Regions from separate parts of the Homo sapiens genome. Here region 2 is linked to region 1. A link is a contact called in ENCODE Hi-C or POLR2A ChIA-PET data. All regions are on one chromosome and are shown on one strand. The core of a region is the stretch at or near the end of the contact, and the rest is flanking DNA. Distances in the headings are between cores, read along the strand shown.

The links. A loop is a pair of places that touch in the nucleus more often than their neighbours do. ChIA-PET counts read pairs that join two places held with the same protein, here RNA polymerase II (POLR2A). Pooled maps may share reads with other maps.
Region 2: a map of Right ventricle myocardium superior shows a loop between it and region 1 (3-fold over the local background). The contact joins two enhancer-like sites. A Hi-C loop is called at or near these places in 4 of 168 maps with a recorded cell type or tissue (Right ventricle myocardium superior, cardiac septum, heart right ventricle and 1 more), 2 of 37 single-sample maps with no recorded cell type and 9 of 50 pooled maps. POLR2A ChIA-PET finds 5 or more read pairs at or near these places in 3 of 52 experiments (A549, SK-N-SH and activated T-cell).

What each region holds. Positions count from the first base shown.
Region 1 is chr2:46,228,751-46,231,751 of GRCh38, reverse strand. No RefSeq gene overlaps it. Among named protein-coding and RNA genes, the nearest start is that of EPAS1, 67 kb to the left of the region's middle. RefSeq lists enhancers at 1,203-1,292, 1,868-2,852. Within about 2 kb of position 1,516, at least 12 of the 41 ENCODE cell types and tissues checked have a DNase peak (open chromatin) inside an H3K27ac peak, as active enhancers do.
Region 2 is chr2:46,347,839-46,350,839 of GRCh38, reverse strand. The region is part of intron 2 of EPAS1 (endothelial PAS domain protein 1); the gene reads right to left. Among named protein-coding and RNA genes, the nearest start is that of LINC01820, 45 kb to the left of the region's middle. Within about 2 kb of position 1,564, at least 3 of the 41 ENCODE cell types and tissues checked have a DNase peak (open chromatin) inside an H3K27ac peak, as active enhancers do.

The sequences.
Region 1 (3,001 bases), core at 267-2,766:
AGAAGGAAAAAAGCAAAGAGAGCAGCAGAGGGCTGTGTGTCCTTCTGTGAGAGTAGAGCACAGAGCTGAGGAGGTAACAGGGTGGCCCTACCTCTGAGCCCCTCATCTGTACCCCAGTCTCCACAAGCCCTGACCCTGCTCTTCTCCTTGCTCTTTCTTGGTGGCGCTTCCTGGCCTTTGCCTAGCCACAGTGTTGACTAGGTCTAGCCACACGGTTGACTTCCCTGTGCATCCTCACCTGGCCTCCCCAACTCACTGCAGAAAGCAACTTGGTCTTTACAGTTAGCTCCATAAGGAACCAACGCCTTGAAGGGCAGGCTGGGAGCTGGAGTTCTAGTTCATGGCTAGTGGGATACTTAGAAAATTTCTGAGCCGTTTAGGAATGTCTCTGGCAGCAGAATGGAGAAGGGGATAGAGCAGAGCCAGCCTGGGGTTAGGACAGTGGTCAGGAGGAGCTCCCGGGCCCCAGAGGAGAGGATCTGAAGGGGAATTGGGACAGCAGCTGTGGGGTGTGTCACATAAGAGGAAACCAAATAGCCAATCAACAGGTGAAAAGGTGCTTCACAGGCCCAGTTCTAATATCTGTGAGGCTCAGAGCCCCTAAGTCTAGTGATAGCCCAATTCACATCTTAATATTTCAAAATTATTGAGTTAACAATCATTAAGTAAAGTACATTCTATCCTTCTAATTTTGCAAATACACATTCATTATGACCTGGAAGGCCAGGTTGAAATTCAGAACATTCGGTTCCTGGGAGTTCCATGCCTGAATGTGGTGGTTCAGGAAAAGCAGGTCCCCAGCCCCCAGCCTCCATCCCACCCGCCTTTACTTCCTGTCCCCAGCAACATCCTGTCCTGCAGAGGACCTCACACTCATGCCAGGGGACACTCCAGCTTACATGTCCAAGCTCCACCCTCCCCCCAGCAAACTACTGCCCCATGGCTGCTCTCCAAACTGGAGATGATGGGGATGCTTGTTACCACTTACCCTAAGAAACAGGCCTGGGGGAGCAGCCCATGCAACCTGGTTTGGGAACATCTGGGCAAGGAATTCCAGAGTCCTGAGCACCAGCTTCATCCCTGACTAACTGGATAACTCAACCTCCATGAGCCTCAGTTTGGTCACCTCTAAAGACTCCATAAAATGTCCTCTACTAGGTTACAATATTATGAGGTAAAAACATTACATAACTCTAAGTCCAGATGTTAGCCCAGTGCATTTAACTGGGCTGCGTGCTAACCTGACAGCTTGACCCAGGCTGCGGGATGTCACCAGGTATAGGGGTCAAGCTGAGACAGGGCTGGGCTCCAGTGGAACCCTCCTGCTGCCCTGCTGGGGAAGGGGAGGAAGTGGCTAACCAGCACCAGCCACAGCCCCAGGGCCAGGTGAGCAGGAGCCTTGACTCTGTCCCCTGGGCCTCCTCTGGCCTCAGAGCGATCCCTGCCTTGGCGGGGAGGCCTGCCTGGGCACTCGGAGCTCTGGCACCACCCTGAGTTGGGTAACAGTATTCCTGCCTCGCAGCTGTGTCTGCCCACTGGGCTGGCTTGCAGCTTGGGGAGGCTGGTGTGTGTGCCAGAAACAGGGAGACCTATTTTTGCCCCAGCCACAGGCCCATGGCCAGAAAAAAAGTTAAATAAAGATGATTTTGTTTTTTCTTGGTGTATAGAGTGCAACTCACTTACTTTTTAACAGACAAGATCAAAGGATCTCTTCAGTAAGAATAATGAATCGTAAATGAATGCAGGTCTACAATGAGACCAGCAAAATGGGGAACTAGAAGGGAGGAAAAGGGGAGGGAGAGAGAGTGAGGGAGAGCTGGAGGGAGAAAGACAGGTGGATAGAGACAGGAAAAACTGGAGTGAGAAAGAAAATCCAGTATCAATAAGCATCAATACCCTGAAGGGGTGATGAGAAAGAGAGAGACAGATACCAAGAGAGACAGACGGATGGAAAAAGAACAAAGACTCAGTGGGGTTTTCGGACTGCAGCAAAGGAGGTGGTGAGATGACGCATATTCGGATGTGACTTCATCCTGGTTAACCATTATTCAAGCTCTTCAATTGTTGCACTCTACGAACCCACAGGGAGTCCATTCTCAGTGAACTAACACAAGCAGGCCATAGCAGAGGAAGCTATTCCATTACCACAAGTGCTGTCTCAAGCCAAGGGGGCACATTTACCTGGAACATCCCTGTCATGTCCTTGAATGAGGGCAGGGGAAGGGTTAACCTGCAGCAGACTCTGGTAGACAGCTTCCATCCCACCTAGTGGTGAGGATAATCAGAGAAGGAAAGAAATCTCCTTCCATATAGCTTTTCAGAACAGCAGGGTCCCAGCTCCAGCCAGGGAAGGCTGCGCACCCGGGCCCAGTGAACTTGAACCAATTGTTTCACAAGATGAGATCTGACAAGCACCAGGGAGACAGCCCTACCCCAAAATATCTTTCCCACTGCCTGTCAGGACTTTGGCCTCCATTGCAAGGTAACAACCTCAGTCAGGGTAGGAGTCAGGAAGCCCAGCGGGGAGTCCCCAGCAGAGCTTTCCATGCCCGGATTCCCCATCTTAAGTGGGGATAACATTCCTTTCCTGCTCATTTCCCAGGGCGGTTATGAGAACCAGTTTGTCAATGGATATGCAAGATCATGGCTTGAGTTTGAATCCTGGCTCTGGTATAACTGGCTGGGTGGTGATTCTCGTCCTATGTTCTGCCACCTATAATAAGAAAAAAACAAGGTTGTTGTGATAATGAAGAAAAGTAATGTTTGTAATGATCTGGTACCAGCTGGTGGCCATAGAAATTACTTAGGTATTGGCCAGGCATGGTGGCTAACACTTGTAATCCCAGCACTTTGGGAGGCCTAGGCAGGAGGATCACTTGAGCCCAGGAGTTTGAGACCAGCCTGGGAAACATGATGAGACCCTGTCTCTATTAAAAAAAAAAAAAAAAGCCAGGTGTGGTGGCACACCTGTAGTTCCGCCTATTCTGGAGGCTGAGGTGCA
Region 2 (3,001 bases), core at 315-2,814, 120 kb before region 1:
ATAATGCAACTGACACTTCTCTTTAGAAACCTTGCTTCACGCTGATCTCCAGGTCCATGGAAAATGAATTTGATTTCGCCATGTATGAGTTTGGGCAAGCCCAAAATTCAGTTTTACAATGAAAAGCAAATTTTGTATATTCACTGCGGTTTAATGCCCTCAGAATGCAGAGTTGACCCTGATTCGCTCATGGTTTGTGGGGCTCATCTTGAAAGAGGATTTAGGACAATCAAGTGGCATTTCCACCGATGTTCCTGTAAGAGTGTGTTCTGTCCTCAGCCCAGCGTGGCAGCTAATATCATAAAGCTATTGTTTCAGTTTGCTTCCTGTGATACGAATCTCAATCGGCAGCCCAGACCCACAGCCTGAATTTCTCAACGTTGAGGTTTCCTCTCCAACATTCCCACACAGAACAGCCTACTGTGAAAATCAAAGGGAAACGTGTTACTAAGTAAAGAGAAACTTTTCTAAAGAAAAACCTGGTATTTTTTAGCCTTTTGAACTTTGAGGTATGCAACCAGCTATTTCCTATTATAAAGTGAGCCAAAATTGGTACTCACCTTTGTTAGAAATGCTTAAATAATGAATGTGTGGGTTGTTTTGCCTTGGAAAAGTTTGACGACTCTGCATTTTGATAGAAATTGCTAGAAAGTAGGTTAGAGGATAGTAAGAATTTACACTGGGTTTTCTTTTACATCATTTCTCCAGAAGCCTATATTTAATATAAATCAATATATTTGTTCATAATAATTTTTATTTCTAAGCTATAACTTATTGAGAGCTTAATATGTGGCAGGCTAGAGGATAAGGCCTTTTATATCTGTTATCTCAATCCCCAAATAACATTGCAGGGTAAGCACCATTATTCCCTTTGTGCAGATGAGGAAACTAAAGCTCAAAGAGAAATTTTTACTACATTGCAGAGAAAGAAGGCAGCCAAACTAAGATTCCAATGCAGGTCTATCTGCCCACAAATCCCGTACTCCTCTTCATAACGCTACATGTGTTGGAAAAGCAAAATACGATTTAGAAAGAAAAAGATCTTGTCTTACAATTTCTGAAAATAACTTAACAATCAGTCTAGCGAATGTGTGGCAGGAGCCTGGGAGAGAAGTCAGAGAAAAGCGGGTGCTGAGAAACCATCTCCTCCTCCCTGGGCTGTGCTCGTTTGGTGAGAATTTCTCCTTCAAGGACATCAGGACCACATGGCCAAAAGTAGAAACTTTTTATCCTTTTCCTTCATTTCTTTCCTTGGGACAGAGAGGACCAGAGCTGACAGGCTAAAGGCTCTAGCTGGTCTAGGGCCGAGCCCAGCCAGAGGGCAGGCAAGTTTGTGTCCACAACTTTCAACAGGCTCCGGAGATGGGATAGATATGGGATGTCCCACTGTGGCCACTCTGGTCCTATCTCTGTGGGTGTGTTTAGCACACAGGGGTTCCCATCAGCACATGAGGGCTCACACCAGAACACACACAGGTAGATGTGCTCAGGGAGTCCAGCCTAACTCGTGGCCTTTTCGAGGCCAACCTTTGAACCACTGAGATGGACAGCCAGGCTCAGGAGGGCAAGCATGCAAAACGAAGCCCTGCACTAGGGGGAAGGACAGGACAACTCTCTGAATGTGTGAGGACCTCCTCCCCATCACGCTGGCCCCCAGCTGCTTCTGTTGACCTTTGTTCCCCTACCTTCTCCCTTCCCCCACACCCCATACCCCAGCCCTTGTCAGCATCTTTGCCTGACCAGGTTTACAAAATGCTCTTGCTGTCCCATGTCTGTTTTCCCATGGACCAAAATTCAAAAGGACTTGAATTCCAGGTGCAGGTTCACCATGTGCTAAATGTGTGACTTTGAGCAATCTTAACCTGTCTGTGCTTCACTTATCTGTGAAATAAGGAGAAACACAACGAGTCCAAATTTAGTCAGAGGCATTCTACAATTAATATACAGGTTGACTGTCCCTAATCTGAAAACCTGAAATCTGAAATGCTCCAAAATCCAACACAACATTCAAAGGAAATGCTCATTGGACCATTTCAAATTTCAGATTTTTGGGTTAGGGATGCTCAACTGATAAATACAATGCAAGCATTCCAAAATCTGAAAAAATTAAAAAATCAAAAGCACTTCTGCTCCCAAGCATTTCGGATAAGGGATACTCAACCTGTATTACCCCTTCTGGGGCTTTGTGTGGGTGGAGGAATTGGGAGTGGTGATGAAAGAAGCAATGATTAATCCAAAGGAATTAATGTCTAAGAGCAAAATCTCAAGTACCACAGCAGGAAAGCAGGGGAGAGGGTTCTCACTGTGGGGAAGGGGCCTCCATCCAGTCATTAAATCCTCCACTGTCTACTCTTTTTATGTAAAGATGATTGCAACATTAGCCAACTTGGCCCTCAGTTATCCAGTAAGACAAGCCTTTTTAAAGGGAGGGGTACACAAATGCCCTGTGATGGAGTCTCCCAGCCTTTCTTATATCCAGCAATCCAAGCCTTGCCAGGGCTCAGCCCACTGTTCTCTCTTTGCAGCATCTAGGATCATGTATCTGCCATTGTCTTGCATTGTTCTTTGAAAGTATTTATGGAGCATATCTTCCCCCTTGGCTCTCCTGCTCTTGTCTGCACATTTCGCCTCTTTAGGCCTAGCCCTCCAACCCCAGGCCCACTGAGCTGTCGTCCTATTTTCTGAAAGTCTGTCCCCCATATCCTTCCTGTACTACAGGGACCAGAATAGTACATTCTGGTCTGGCCTCCCAGCCTCACACTGGATTCCCTCTTTCCCAGAATAGCCACTTCATAACAGGATGGCGGAGTCCACCGTCTCCAAGGCACCAGGCTTACTCCGGAAAACTGAAAAACAACCACAAAAGAACCTTCCCTCCCTGAGTGCCTCCCTCATGCTCACCCGTCAGACACTGTCCCCACCTGTGGCACCAGACCAGGTGGGGAGGAGCACAACTCGTTGCCCAGCGTCCTTACAGAACTGACACCCCTGACGAGAATGT